Regions from separate parts of the Homo sapiens genome. Here region 2 is linked to region 1. The links are chromatin loops, found by intact Hi-C in ENCODE. Cell type or tissue: left lung. All regions are shown on one strand. Each heading gives the region's core, and the rest is flanking DNA. Links, peaks and the distances in the headings are about the cores only.

Evidence for each region. Peaks named below come from ENCODE experiments on the same cell type or tissue, not always from the same donor. Only the 100,000 strongest peaks of a DNase experiment are listed, where the experiment ranks them.
Region 2: a loop joins it to region 1, with 8 times the contacts of the local background. A loop is called at or near these places in 4 of 110 quality-filtered maps.

Annotation. Positions count from the first base shown.
Region 1 is chr16:74,809,209-74,817,740 of GRCh38, forward strand. No RefSeq gene overlaps it. Among named protein-coding and RNA genes, the nearest start is that of FA2H, 39 kb to the left of the region's middle. In left lung, for the core only: a CTCF peak has its summit at 4,040 (motif pointing right); a DNase peak (open chromatin) is centred at 4,073.
Region 2 is chr16:75,124,503-75,131,522 of GRCh38, forward strand. It overlaps a transcript of ZFP1 not described here. Among named protein-coding and RNA genes, the nearest start is that of LDHD, 11 kb to the left of the region's middle. In left lung, for the core only: no CTCF peak of the experiment used is centred there; a DNase peak (open chromatin) is centred at 4,569.

The DNA.
Region 1 (8,532 bases), core at 1,923-5,922:
TCATGCTATTTTTATTAGGGCTTATTGTTTGGAAAATTAAGTCTCCTCTCTCAAAGAATGAAGGTTGTCACCTTTTTAGAAAACCCTTGAGTTATCACTTTGGTTAAATGAATCACTTATTTTACAATGAACTGTGATCCTATTTTGTGATATCAAGTGTTTTAAACCTTTGATATTTGACAAACTTTTCAAAATAAAATTACACGTCTTTTTATGACCTAATTAATCTTTTTAGATATTAGGTTCCCTAAAGCCCAAAAATGACATATTTGGCCTATTTGGTATAAAAATTATACAGGAAGCATTGTCAAACATGAAATGGTTTGGTTTTCTTTGGGCTATATTTGTATAAATATGTTATTGGTATGTGTTCCAAAATTATGGGAACTCCTATAATTCTGATATGACTTAGTGTACATAGTTAGTAGTAATAATAATAATTGTTATGTTAAATTTTTGTGTGCCACAGAGGTAACAGATTTCCTTGTCAATTGTGTCTTTGACTATAGCTGCCCTAAAACATTTTGTCATCCATGGACAATTGTTGTCTTGTTTTGGTTCTCTTTAGAAGGTGGTTTTATAATCTACTATAAAACTCTAATAGGGGCTCCTGAATGGAGGTTTCTGATAATTTTGGAGATGGTGACATCAGAATAGAGGAAAAACTTTCAGGACTCATGGAGAGCTGAAATGTTCATGAATTTCAAGCAGAACAGGAATTAACTACAAAGACTGAAATAATAGATGACTGAAGTAATCTTTTTGACTTTTTGCTTAAAATGTTACTGATCTTTCAATTTTCAGAGTCAAGGAAACTTTTCTTTTGTGCTATTGACAGCTTTTAACAACTAAGTATACTCCTACCAACAAAATTTGGAGTATATTTGTTTCTCTCCACCTGATTTCTCCAGAATTTGGAAACTATTTTAAGTATTCTTAACTTACGGCTATATAGTTATTTGCATAAGTGCAATAAGAATCTGTTTTCATTTGTAACAGGACATGACTGGAGCAACTGGTTATTTTACCAAGTTTTGACTGGAATGGTTTACTTTCCTTTAAGGAATCAAAGTTGTCTTTTAGAGCCAATAAAAGCCCCTTGGGAAAACTGGCCTCATACCTTATCTACACAGTCCCTGTACACGGTTCTTGACCTGTGATAAGAAATGAATGTCACTTTCTGACTGGCCTGGGAACCCCAAGTTATCTTGAGACCTCAAGGGGAGAGGAATTCACCCAACTCATAGGTATTTGATGGTACAAATCCATGGCTGGGCTTGGCTTTAAAAAAGTCATATCTGAGATTCCTTCTATGGAACAAAGTTCCATCAAAGCCAATTTAAAAAGCCTATGTGAAGAATAATTATTCTAGCTGCACTTTATACAAATAATTTGGCCAAGTATAATAAAGCAAATTGGTCCTACCATGATTTGTCATGATTTTTAGTAAAAATGGGAAACTGGAGAGAGAAAAATTGTTTCAAAAACTAAAGTACACCTGTTGTTAGATTCTAGTCTTGCCTAATGTTTTTCTGTTTTTATTATTTTCTACAGACTGGACTGAATTCTAACTTTTCCTGGCTACAAGTCTCCAAAATAATGTTTTCATTTTTTTCTTTCTTTTCCTTTTCCCTACATTTTTCCTAATTTGAAATCACTGAAAACTAAGCTATGCTTTCTTAAAGCCCTGCAAACTGAAACTAGACAACTTAAACTTCAAAAGAAAATAACAGCAACCTTTTACATACATAAGCCACTTTTATACCTGCCTACTGATGTATGGACTACAGAGTAAGGTGGTCTATATCAGTTTTGCAGGATTGTTCTTTTGTTTGTTGTTGTTTTTCTCCCTTCTTTCTCCTATTTTCTCTTCATAGGACATAAGACTTCAGAACCTGCTAAAAATGAGCTTTCCTAATAACTTGGAACTTATCTGTCTAGGAATAAACTGTCTTAGCTGTGAGACAGCAGATGAAACCTGAGACCAGGGACTCATTTTCTTCCGATAATGCTTTCTCCAAAAGATTTTAGAAACAAAAGGGGGGAAATGTGAAAGGAAAATAAATCTTATGACCCCAAAATCACTAAGCTAAAGGGAAAAGTCAAGCTGGGAACTACTTAGGGCAAACCTGCCTCCCGCTCTATTCAAAGTCACCCCTCTGCTCACTGAGATAAATGCATACCTGAATGCCTCCTTTGGAGAGGCTAATCAGAAACTCAAAAGAATGCAACCATTTGTCTCTCACCTACCTGTGACCTGGAAGCCCCCTCCCTGCTTTGAGTTGTCCTGCCTTTTTGGGAAGAACTAATGTTTATCTTACATATACTGATTGATGTCTCATGTCTCCCTAAAATGTATAAAACCAAGCTGTGCCCTGATCACCTTGGGCACATGTCAGGATCTCTTGAGGCTGTGTCATGGGAACATGTCCTCAACCTTGGCAAAATAAACTTCCCAAATTAACTGAGACCTATCTCAGATATTTGGGATTCATAGTGTACAATATGTTTTGACATGTGTGTAGACTGTGGATTGACCCATCTCATATTACAAAATGTCCTTCTTTATCTCTAGTAACATCCTAGGGACACAGCATTATGCTGTTAGAAGCCATACTAGTATTTCATTTAGGTGCTCTGCATTATTTAGTGCAGAGGTTTGTACAAAGTTCTTATGTGTGAAGTGTTCTGTAGTTCTTAACACACACACACACATGCTTGCATTCTCACTTATTATCTTAGCTTGCCCTCTAAGCTACCAGATCTGTATTCAAATTCTTTCTGTCCTTTGGAAATCCTATGGGTAAGTCTTAAACAGAGCAACATATAACCCTGAGGGCCAAATCCTGGCACAGACCTCAAGACAAGTGCCTGCTGAGGAAATATGTCGTCCACACAATGAACTTGTGGGCAGGATGCCCAGTACCCAGACAAGATCACGGCCTTGCTCCTTCTATCTGCTACCACACCCAGCTCTGTAGCTTCCCTGAGCCCAACTACAAAAATAACCTGCCACTTATGCAGGGGGTACACCAAGTGGCTTCCCCACTGAAGCTGAGGAAGGAGAATCTCCAGATCCACTTGGAGGAAAGGAGAAGTCCTCCAAAATGCCCATTGAAAGTAGAGCCTATGAATAACCTGTCCCTCCCAGCATCCAGAACACCTACCCCAGGGCCTGGCCTGCATTGCCAGCCTCCCAAGGTGCGGTTATTGAATACTGAGAAGCTGCCAAGGACTCAGCCTCATCTCCCTCAGTGTTCTCCAAATGGTGGGATGATCTTCGTGTAATAACATTGAATGCCAAAGTTTAAAAAAGCCATCCCCTTTTCAGTTTTTTCCCCCAAGTCATTCCAATCATGTCAAACAGAAAGCCTTTGTTTGATGCTACTAAGTCTTTACGCCTAGCTGGAACTGATTAGCAGTAACAGAATTGTTTTGTCTTTGTTGTATTTGTCTTTATAGTTACCTTATATTTGTGGCAAAGTATACTGGGTTTTCCATTTGCGATAGGGATGTAAACTTTCCATTTTATATGAATTAATTTCAGGTAAAAAGTGAGTTCCTTAAAGAAAGTTATTGCATATTTAAATAATAATGGGGTGGCAAAATTCACGAGGGTTGTGTTGACTGTGCTCAGAAATCAAAGCTGGGCGTGGTGGCTCAGGCCTGCAATCCCAGCACTTTGAGAGGCTGAGGTGGGAGGATCGCTTGAGGCCGGGAGTTTGAGAGCAGCCTGGGTAACACAGCGGGACTCCATCACTACATTTATAATAAAAGAAAAAAAAAAGGAACGCCCCTAAATATGACATGGGTGAATAGTTCCCACCAAGTGATCCTGGCCATGTATGCCTGAACCCGAAGAGAGTTGCAAAGGAGGACATTTAAATTTGGGGCTCTGCCAATGTTCCTCCGTTTAGGGGGGCCTGGGAGCAGGTGTCGGAGTGAGGGCACAGGAACAGCAGCCCGCTGTCTGCGACACCTGGGCTGGCTGTGACACCTGGGCTGGGCCTGGGCCTGGGCCTCGCCAAGGCTGCGGAGCGCAGCGCCGCGCTTCACCACTAGGTGGTGGACGTACGCTCCCAGTATGAGCGGCGCTGACCCCGGGAGCAGCATGGCCCTTTGCAGCCCGAGCTGCTGGAACAGGCTGGGACACGCCTGCCCTCTCGCGGCCCCCTGCCCGAGGGGCCCTGCACACCCGGAGCCGGGCTTGGCGAAGTCAGTCTCAGACCCCCTCAAAACCAAATCTCAGAGCTGCTTGAGCCACAGGGAAATGAAATAACCCCTAATGGAGACTCTTAACCTTACTTTGTACACAGACTGGTTACCCTGTGGCGCTCCTCTCAGAATAACCTTTTTAAATGCGTGAACTAGATGGGAATAAATAACAAGATCTAGGAATTTGGAAAAAATGAGCACAAGTGACTTTTCCAGGTCACTGTAATGACTGTAATATGACATGAACATACCTTCCATTTCTATTGGCACTGCTAATACCACTATGGTTTATTTGCTGCCTGCATTCATAATTGAAGAAAATCCCAAGTATCACTTAAAGGTGAGTGAGAATAAGTATTTAATTATTTTCCTTTGCAAGTTCAGGGACCCCATAAATTCTATGCCCACGGTTAAGAAACCTTTAGTGTCTGGCAGTTTCCAGATGGGGCGAAAAAAAAAAGAAAAAAAAAAAAAAACACCTTAGTGAAAATCGAGGCAAGATGGAAGACATTTAAACAGCACAACAGACTTCCCTGTCCATTTCCTGTTTTGCCCCAGCTTTAGTGCTCAGGGTCTCCTCAGTATCCACTCTCTGCCTTGACCGTCAGGAGCTATGAGCAGCACGGGGCATGCATGATCGTAGGGTAAGTGGGGAGTGGGAGGGGGCTAAGATATCATCCAGGCTCAATTGTTCAGTTTCCAGACACTGAGACAGAGAAAGGAGTCGGCACCTAGCATCTCCTACTCATTCAGGTCAGAGCTAAAGATCCACGCTCCATACCCATTTCCCCATTTCAGCCTGGGGGACAATTGGGAGGGGACTGGTAAGCCTCCCCAAGAAAGTGACACAAACTAAGACTTGGAGGAGGCATGTGGATCTCAGGGGAAGAGCATTTTCCTCTTCCCCTGAGAAGAGGAGGCGTGGTGGGAGCCATTCACTCAGGTCATATATAGAGGCCTTGCTTTTTTTCTTTTATACAGAGATGGAGTCCCACTAAGTTGCCCAGCCTGGTCTCAAACTCAGCCTCAAGCGATCCTCCCACATTAGCCTCTGAAAGTTCTGGGATTGCGGGTGTGAGCCACCATGCCCAGCTGGACATTGCTTTTGATTTCTGAGCACAGTCAACACCACCCTCATGAATTTTGCCACCCCATTATTTTTATTTATCATCATTTTTTTTTTTTTGAGACCGAATTTCACTGTGTCGCCCAGGCTGGAGTGCAGTGGCGCGATCTCAGCTCACTGCAACCTCTGCCTCCCAGGTTCAAGCGATTCTCATGCCTCAGCCTCCCGTGTAGCTGGGATTACAGGCGTGCACCACCACGCCCGGCTAATTTGTGTATTTTTAGTAGAGGTGGGGTTTCACCATCTTGGCCAGGCTAGTCTTGAACTCCTGACCCCAGGTGATCCATCCGCCTCAGCCTCCCAAAGTGCTGGGATTACAGGCATGAGCCACCGCGCCCGGCCCCATTATTATTTAAATATACAATAACTTTAAGAAGAGGCAACAGCTGGTGCAGCAGCCCTGGTGGATAGGCCTGGCATGCTTCCAGAAGGAAGCCGTGTAGCTGAGGCGGAGTGAAGCATAAATGAGGTCGGAGAGGTAGCTGGAGACCCGATCTAGAAAATCATCCTCTTAGAAGGACTTCAGCTTTTATGCCGTGTGAAACGTGGACCTGGCATAGAGTTGCTGGTGTTTGAATGTGTCTCCCAAAAGTCCATGTGTTAGAAACTGTGCCCTCATGAATGGGTTAATGGATTAATGAGGATTCTGCTCTCATGAATGCATTCATGTTGTCACCATCAGGGGAGTGAGTACTCATGGGAATGCCTTTGTTATCAAAGTGAGCTCTCTCTTGCACATGCTTCGTTTTGCCCTCTTGCCATGTGGTGCCCTCTGCCATGTTAGGATGAAGGTAAAAGGCCCTCACCAGATGCTGGCACCACGTCCTTGGAATTCCCAGCCTGCAGAATTGTGAGCTAAATAAACTTCTTTTGTTTATAGATTACCCAGTCTGTGGTATTCTGTTACAGCAACAGAAAATGGACTAAAAGAGGGTTTTGAGCAGAGGAGGAACGAAATCTGACTTAGTTTTAATCAAGGTGATCACATGTTCTGGTTTGCCAGGGCCAGTACTGGCTTACTCCTGTTATCCATTGTAATTATCAATAGCATTTCTTTTTGCCTCAAAGGAGTCAATTATGGTTGCTTTAACAGCATGGCCTGGCTACTGTACTGAGAATGGACTGGAGGGGGCAAACATGGGAAGAGGGAGACTAGTCAGGATGCCATGGCAAATGATCCACACAAGAGACAACAGCAGCTTTGACCAGGGTGGCCGCAGTGGAAGTGGTGAGAAATGGAGAGAGTGCCAGAATTTAGCTTTTGTGATGTGAATTCAAGACGTCGATTAGACTTCGAAGTAGTAGCCATTGGCCAAGAGGCAGATGCTGATTGTCCGTGATGAGCCCCTGGTTCCTGTGCTCTGTCCCTTCTGCCTGTTACTACCTGGCTGCCACACACTTGTTGAGGATGCAGTTGGATGTAGGGGAGAAATGATGCTACAATCTGGAGATGATGGGGACAGACCTGGCTGTCCTACCCAGAGCCTGGACCAGAGACTCTCATGTCTAATAGAGACCCAGCTCCAGGGAGCTGTACTCTCCCATCATTTTCCTGTCCCAAGCAGAAGCCCAGGGTTTAGAGCGAACAGTATGTGGGGCAAGTTGTGTTCATAGTTCAATATGCAAATGTTCTCTATAGCCTTTTGCTAGGATTTCACACACCATATATCCAGGATCAGATACATAATTTGCAGGGCCCAGTGCAAAATCAAATTGCAGGACCTTTTCTTCAAAAATGATTAAGAATTTCAAGATGGGGACAACAGAGCATTAAACCAACCACAGGGACCTGTGTGATTTACACAGGTCACACATCCACAAGCTCAGCCCTGCCTATAACTGAAAGATGTTTCAAAATCACTTCTGGAGCTTAGGAGCGAAGTTCCTGTTGTCTGTGAGAAAGAAGAGGACATAATCCTAGATTAACAGAATCTTAAATGACAATTTCCACTTCTACCACCTGAATTGGAAATACTTATTTGTCTGGTGGACACCCTGATGAAAGTGGATATTATAAGAAAAGACTGCCAGAGCCTTCCAGGTGATCTTGAAATCTGGGTCAAGCAGTATTCCCGGATAGGATGCCTACAGAAACCCTGGGGCAATGCATGAGGAAACTGCTGGAAGGAGAAAGTTCTTTGTGGCAACCCAGGGACAAACCAAGAGAAGTAACCGGGTGATGTGCCAGGTAGTAGTGTTGCAGCAATGAACAAAGTGCCAGCAGCCCCCACACTGAGCTAACCCAGTCTGATATGGTGACCACAAATAAGTCCTGTGAGGCCTGAGGGTGGGAGGAGATGAACAGTGACATAAGTGTGCAGAAATGAGGACAAGACAGGGTCCTGCCACAGGCGAAGGGGTGGGGTTTTAGGGATGCTGCCTAGGAAGGGACTGGAGGGACAAGATGAGTTTGGGGGTCTTGTAGAGGATTTGATGCTGAAAATAACTCTTTAGAGATAGTAATCCTTTCAGATGCTTCCCACAGTCCACATGGGATTCTGTCTCCCAGCCAGTCAAATCTGGCCTGACCCTCTCCATTTTTTCCTTATGATCTTTGCCCTAGTCTCTCCCATTTGATCTGAGGTCCTCCAGAAGCCATCCATGGCCCCACTGAGCCCCAGGAAGCTTTGAATTGTTTAGTAAGCATATCAATCATGGTCCATTCAGGAAAACAGCAACCACAATAGTTATCTTAGCAGAGAGAATTTAACAGAGAGAATTAACAAATACTGGAGGAAAGGACAAAAGACAGACATTGTAACTTCAGGAAGTAACTCCCACCCCAAGGACTGGGAGAACAAGGGGGAGAGGTGGGTTTATTAGAACCTAGGAATAGATAGGGGAGTCTAGGGGGAAACCTCAGCTCAGGCTTCCGAGGAGAGGGCACTGCCAGGCGGGTGCTGGTGCCTTAGAAGGTGGATGGATGGTCCTGAGAGCCAGGACCCAGATCCTTATGGAGTGGGCACTGCCTGGCTGCTGCTGCTTTCTCTGATGGGGGTGATGAAGCTGGCTTGGGGAGCATAAAAAGTGTCACTCTCAGAGGGCCAGGCACAATGGCTCATGCCTCTAATCCCAGCACTGTTGGAGGCCGAGGCGGGTGGGTTGCTTGAGTCCAGGAGTTCAAGACCAGCCTGGGCAACATGGCAAAACCCTGTCTCTACAAAAAAACAAAAACAAAAATTAGCCAGGCG
Region 2 (7,020 bases), core at 2,709-6,708, 320 kb after region 1:
GCCGGGCATGGTGGCTCACGCCTGTAATCCCAGCACTTTGGGAGGCTGAGGCGGGTGGATCATGAGGTCAGGAGATCGAGACCATCCTGGCTAACACGGTGAAACCCCATCTCTACTAAAAATACAAAAACAAAATTAGCTGGACGTGGCGGCAGGCGCCTGTAGTCCCATCTACTTGGGAGGCTGAGGCAGGAGAATGGCATGAACCTGGGAGGCGGAGCTTGCGGCGAGCTGAGATGGTGCCACTGCACTCCAGCCTGGGCAACAGAGCAAGACTCCATCTCAAAAAAAAAAAAAAAAGCAAGGTAAAAGGAACCAGGGAATAAAAGAGATGTAAAAAAAAGTTATAAAAATAAAGAGGTTTTTTTTTTTTTTTGGTAAGAAAGCTTAAAGAGAAATAATTTCATATGAGAAAGAATTTTGTATGATAAATTTAGTACTAAAGTAAAATGGCTGGTAGTTTAAGAAAGAGGAATGGGCTGGGCTCACTGGCTAAGGTCTGGAATCCCAACACTTTGGGAGGCCGAGGTGGGTGGATCAAAGGTCAGGAGTTTGAGACCAGCCTGGCCAACATGGTGAAACCCCATCTGTACTAAAAATACAAAAATTAGCCAGGCATGGTGGCACGCACCTGTAATCCCAGCTATTTGGGAGGCTGAGGCAGGAGAATTGCTTGCACCTAGGAAGCAGTGGTTACAGTGAGCTGAGGTCATGCCACTGCACTCCAGCTGGGACAACAGAGCAAGACTCTATCTCGAAAAAAATTTTTTTTTAATTAAAATTATCACATCCTTCTATCTGCCTGTATGTACTTTTGTTTGTTTGTTTGTTGTTTTGTGACGGAGTTTGGCTCTTGTCGCCCAGGCTGGTGTGCAATGGCACAATCTCAGCTCACTGCAGACTCCACCTCCTAGGTTCAAGAGATTTCTCCTGCCTCACCCACCCAGGTAACTAGGATTACAGGCATGCACCACCACACCTGGCTAATTTTGTATTTTTTTAGTAGAGACAGGGTTTCACCATGTTTGTCAGACTGGTCTTGAACACCTGACCTCAAGTGATCACCCACCTGGGCCTTCCAAAGTGCTGGGATTACAGGCCTGAGCCACCGTGCCCAGCTGGAAGTTGTATTTTATGATCAAGATGAAAATTTTATAAATTGTTTATAAAATTTTGGAAAACAAATTTAATTGGCTTCATGTTGTTTTTACTAGGGCTTATCATTTAAATCTCTTCTCTTAAAGAATGAAGGTTTTCAGGCCGGGTGCGGTGGCTCATGACTGTAAGCCCAGCACTTTGGCAGGCCGAGGAGGGCAGATCACCTGAAGTTAGGAGTTCAGGACCAGCCTGGCTAACATGGTGAAACCCCATCTCTACCAAAATACAAAAATTAGCCAGGCATGATGGCAGGTGCCTGTAATCCCAGTTACTCAGGAGGCTGAGGCAAGGAGAATCGCTTGAATCTGGGAGGCAGAGGTTGCAGTGAGCAGTGAGCTGAGATCAACCCCCTGAACTCCAGCCTGGGCAACAGAGCAAAACTCCATCTCAAAAAAAAAAAAAAAAAAGAATGAAGGTTTTCACTGTATTTTTTAAATCCTTGAGTTATCACTTTGGTTAAATGAATTCTTCTTTTAATTAATTAACTAATTTATTTATTTACTTTTGTGAGACAGAGTCTTGCTGTGTCGCCAGGCTGGAGTGCAGTGGCACGATCTCGGTTCACTGCAACCCCCGCCTCCCAGGTTCAAGCGATTCTCCTGCCTCAGCCTCCCAAGTAGCTGGGACTACAGGCGTGCATCACCATGCCCAGGTAATTTTTTTATTTTTAGTAGAGACAGGTTTTCACCATGTTGGCCAGGATGACCTCAATCTCTTGACCTCATGATCTGCCCACCTCAGCCTTGCAAAGTCCACCCGCCTCGACAGAGTCTTGTTCTGTCACCCAGGCTGGAGTGCAATTGTGCAATCTTGGCTTACTACAACCTCTGCCTCCCAGGTTCAAGTGATTCTCCTGCCTCAGCCTCCTGGGTGGCTAGGATTACAGGCATGCGCCACTACACCAGGCTAATTTTTGTATTTTTAGTAGAGATGGGGTTTCACCATGTTGGCCTGCTGGTCTCAAAATCCTGACCTCAGGTGATCCACCCACCTTGGCCTCCTTAAATGCTGGGGTTACAGGCATGAGCCAGCACGCCCAGCCAGTTAAATGAATTATTTTGCAATGACTTGTAATCCTATTTTGTAATATCAAGTGTTTTATACCTTTGATATTTGACAAACTTTCCAAGATAAAATTATAAATTATGTTTTTTTCTGACCTAACTAGTCTTTTAAAATGTTATTAATAGGTTCTCTAAAATCCAAAAATGACATATTTGGCTTATTTGGTCTAAAAATTATACAGGAAGCATTGTCAAATATAAAATGGTGTTTGGTTTTCTTTGGGCTGTATTCCTATAAATATGTTATTGGTATGTGTCCCAAAATTATGAGAAACTCCTATAATTCTGATCTGACTTAATGTACATTATCAGTAATAACCATAATTGTTATGTTAAATTATTGTGTGCTGCAGAAGTAACAAATTTCCTTGCCAATTGTATCTTTGACTATGGCTGCTCTAAAACTTTTTGTCATTCACGGATAATCGTCTTGTTTTGGTCCTCTTTGGTTTTACAATCAGCTATAAAACTGATTTTATAAAAGGTAGTTTTATAATCAGCTGTAAAACTCTAAAACTCTAACAGGTGCTCTTTTTTTGGGCAGGGAAAGAGTCTCCCTCTGTTGCTCAGGCTGGAGTGCAGTGGCATGATCTCAGCTCACTGCAACCTCTGCCTCCTGGGCTCAAGTGATTCTTAACTCCGGCCTGGGCGACAGAGCAAGACTCTGTCTCAGAAAAAAAGCATGAGCATGAAGAGGGAAGCATGAGGAGATCAGTCTCCCAAGTAGCTGGGACTGCAGGCATGTACCACCACGCCTGGCTAATTTTTGTATGTTTAGTAGAGATGGGGTTTCGCCATGTTGGCCAGGCTGGTCTTGAACTCCTGGCCTCAAGAGATCCGCTGGCCTCAGCCTCCCAAAGTGCTGAAATTATAGGCATGAGTCACTGTGTCTGGCCTAACAGGTGCTCTTGAATGCAGGTTTCTGATAACTTTGGAGATTGTGACATCAGCATAAAGGAAAAACTTTCAGGATTCAGGGAGGGCTGAAATGTTCATGAATATCAAGCAGAACAGGAATTAACTGCATGGACTAAACTAATAGAAGTCTGAAGTAATCTTTTTAACTTTTTGCTTAAAACATTGCTGATCTTTGTTTTGCTTTTCAGAGTCAAGAAAACTTTTAAGCTATTTACAACTTTTAACAATTGAGTTAAGTATACTCAAGAACAAAATTCAGAGCATATTTGTTTCTCTCTACCTGATTTCTACAGATTTTGGAAACTATTTGTGAGTATTCCTAACTTATGACAATACAGTTATTTGCATAAGTGCAAAAAGAATCTGTTTTCATTTGTAACAGGACACCATTGGAGAAACTAGTTATTTTTACCAAGACTTTGACCAGAACGGTGTGCTTTCCTTTAAGGAATCAAACTTCACTTATGGAGCCAATAAAAGCCCCTTGAAAAACTGGCCTCATACCTTTGTCTACACAGTCCCTGTAAAGGGTTCCTGACCTGTGGTAAGTAAAGAATGTCACTGTGGGGCCCAGGAGCCCCACGTTTATCTTGGAACCTCAAGAGGAGAAGAATTTACCCAACTCATCAGTATTTGATGGTACAAATTCATGGCTGGGCTCGGCTTTAAAAAAAGTCTTATCTGAGATTCCTTCTCTGGGACAACGTTCCATCAAAACCAGTTTAAAAGCCTGTGTAAACATTAATTATTTTTGCTGTAGTGTATACAAATAATTAGGCCAAGTACAATAAAGCAAACCAGTCCTACCATGATTTGTCTTTAGTAAAAATAGGAAACTAGAGAGAGGAAAATTATGTTTCCAAAACTATAGTAACACTCATTGTTAGATTCTAGTCTTGTCTAATATTTTTCAATTCTTATTATTATCTACAGTTTGAACCAAATTCTAATTTTTCTTGGCAACGTGTCTTCAAAATAATGTTTTCAAATTTTTCCTTCTTTTTTTCCCCATTTTGCCTAATCTGGAGTCACTGAAAACTAAGCTGTGTTTTCATAAAGCCCTGTGAACTGAAGCTGGACAACTTAAACTTCAGAAGAAAATAACAGCAACCTATTTATATTTATATACATAAGCCACTTTTTTTGTTGTTTGTTTATTTTTGAGACAGAGTTTTGCTCTTTGTGTTGCCCAGGCTGGAGTGCAATGGCACAATCTTGGCTCATTGCAACCTCCGCCTCCGGGGTTCAAGCTATTCTCCTGCCTCAGCCTCCCAAGTAGCTGGGATTACAGGAGTGCACCACCACGCCTGGCTAATTTTGTATTTTTAGTAGAGACGGGGTTTCTCCATGTTGGTCAGGCTGGTCTCAAACTCCCGACCTCAGGTGATCCGCCTGCCTCAGCCTCCCAAAGTGCTGGGATTACAGATGTGAGCCACCGCGCCGGGCCAGCCACTTTCGTATCTGTCTACTGATGTATGGACTTCGGAGTAATGTGGCCTATATCAATTTTTCAGGATTGTTCTTTTGTTTGTTGTTGTTCTCCTTTCCTCCCCCTATTTTCTCTTCAGAGGACGTGAGACTTCACAACCTTCTAAAAATGAGCTTTCCTAGCAACTAGGGACTTACCTGTCTAGGAATAAACCATCCTAGCCATGAGAGATCAGATGAAACCTGAGATCAGAGACTGATTTTCTTCTAAAATGCTTTCTCTAAAAGATTTTTAAAAAGAAAAAGGGGGAATGTGAAGGAAAATATCTTGAGTCTTCAAAATCACTAAGCTAAAGGGAAAAGTCAAGCTGGGAACTGCTTAGGGCAAACCTGCCTCCCATTCTATTCAAAGTCACCCCTCTGCTCACTGAGATAAATGCGTATCCTTTTGCCTGTCTTGGAGAGGCTAATAAGAACCTCAAAAGAATGCAACCATTGGTCTCTTATCTACCTATGACCTGGAAAACCTTCCCCACTTCTAGTTGTCCCGCCTCTCCAGACAGAACCAATGTTCATCTGACATATGTTGATTGATGTCTCATGTTTCCCTAAAATGTAAAAAAACAAACTGTGCTGTGATCACCTTGGGCACATGTCACCAAGACCTCCTGAGGCTGTGTCATGGGCATGTGTCCTCAACCTTGGCAAAATAAACTTTCTAAATTAACTGAGATCTGCCTCAGATTTTTGGGGTTCACAGAGGCATAAGGCAGAAGGAGAGACCAAGGCAAGTTTTAGAGCAGGAGTGAAATTTTATTTAAAAAGCTTTAGAGTGGGAACAAAAGGAAGGAAAGTACACTTGGAAGAGGGCCAAGAGGGCAACTTGAAAGACAAGTGTGTGGTTTGACCTTTTGACTTGTGGTTTTTTTGTTTTTTGTTTTTTTTCAGACAGAGTCCACTCTGTCGCCCAAGCTGGAGTGCAGTGGCGCAAGCTCGGCTCACTGCAACCTCCACCTCCTGGGTTCAAGTAATTCTCCTGCCTCAGCCTCTCCAGTAGCTAGCTGGGATTACAGGTATGCACTACCACACCTGGCTAAGTTTTGTATTTTTAGTAGAGATGGGGTTTCACCATGTTGGCCCGACTGGTCTCAAACTCCTGACTTCCAGTGATCCGCCTGCCTCAGCCTCCCAAAATGCTGGGATTACAGACATGAGCCACCATGTCCAGCCTGACTTGGAGTTTTATATGGTGGCACGCTTCTGGGGGTCTTGCAGCCCTTCTCCCCTGATTCTTTTTTTGAGGTGGGTTGTCCACATGGTCAGTGGCCTGCTAGCGCTTGGGAGGGAAACGTGCAATTTGTTGACTGGCCTTGTACGCATGCTGACTTGAGGCTTTCTTCCCTTACCAGCTGAATGTTCCTAGAAGGTCATATATCTCTTAAACTCCATCATTTTGCTTCTTAGTACGCATGCTCAAGCTCAGTCACCCAACTCCTGAGATCTTATTGGGAAGCTGATCATCCGTTTCAGGTTTTTGTATCTATTGGGAAACTGCCTTTCCCTGGAGCAGGCTGCCACCAACTGTTATTTTAGAGAAACAGTGTAACTGCCTGACCATCACCTGAGGGTGGCCTGACTTTCCTGTTGGGTGGAGGGGGAGCCTTCTCTTGCCCTGTTCATGCCTGCCTAGCTACCTACCGTAATACTCACATGAGTAAATCCCTTCAAGTATTTTACAGTTTGATTCTTTTTTTTTTTTTGGTTGACAAAACTGAGGGATAAAGACCATTCCACGGCCTAAAACGCTTCAGTGGCTTCCTGTGGCCCCTCAAACAAATGCAAAGCCCTTGCAGTGGCCTTAAAAATCCTGCTGTGCCCTGCTGACCTCCCCACAGATCTGGCACCTTTTAGGGCCTGATATCCATTTATCATCTTTCCTATATCCCGCTTCCTCCCAACCTCCTCATTGACCTCCTAAGATCCAGCTTTCCTTTCTGTCCCTGTGGGCCTCAAGCTCTAGCCAGGCTTGCTCTTGACACACGCTGTGCCCTCGGTCTGGCATATTCTCCAGGCTTTCCACCTGGCCAGTTCTTCCTCACCCTGCAAGTCTAGGTATCAGTGTCCCACTTAGAGTGGGCCACCCTCAGGAGCATGAGGAGGGAAGCTCAGGGAGGGCTTTCAGGATGGGATGGGGTTGGGCAGTGGGGCAAGCCAGGGAGGCTTCCCGGAAGAGGAAATTTGAGGATGAGCAGCAGTTTTCCAGGTAGGTGAAAGAAAAGACTTCACAACTCTTTCATATTCACCCTCCCCGGGGCAGAGCTCAGGACCATCCTGGAGTGATGCGGCTGCTGTTCTTGAAGCTAATTCCTAGCTCGTTTTCCTCCCACAGCAAATGAGAAGCATCACGTTGCTAACATCACCAAAACAACGATCTACCTACCCTCGTTTTTCT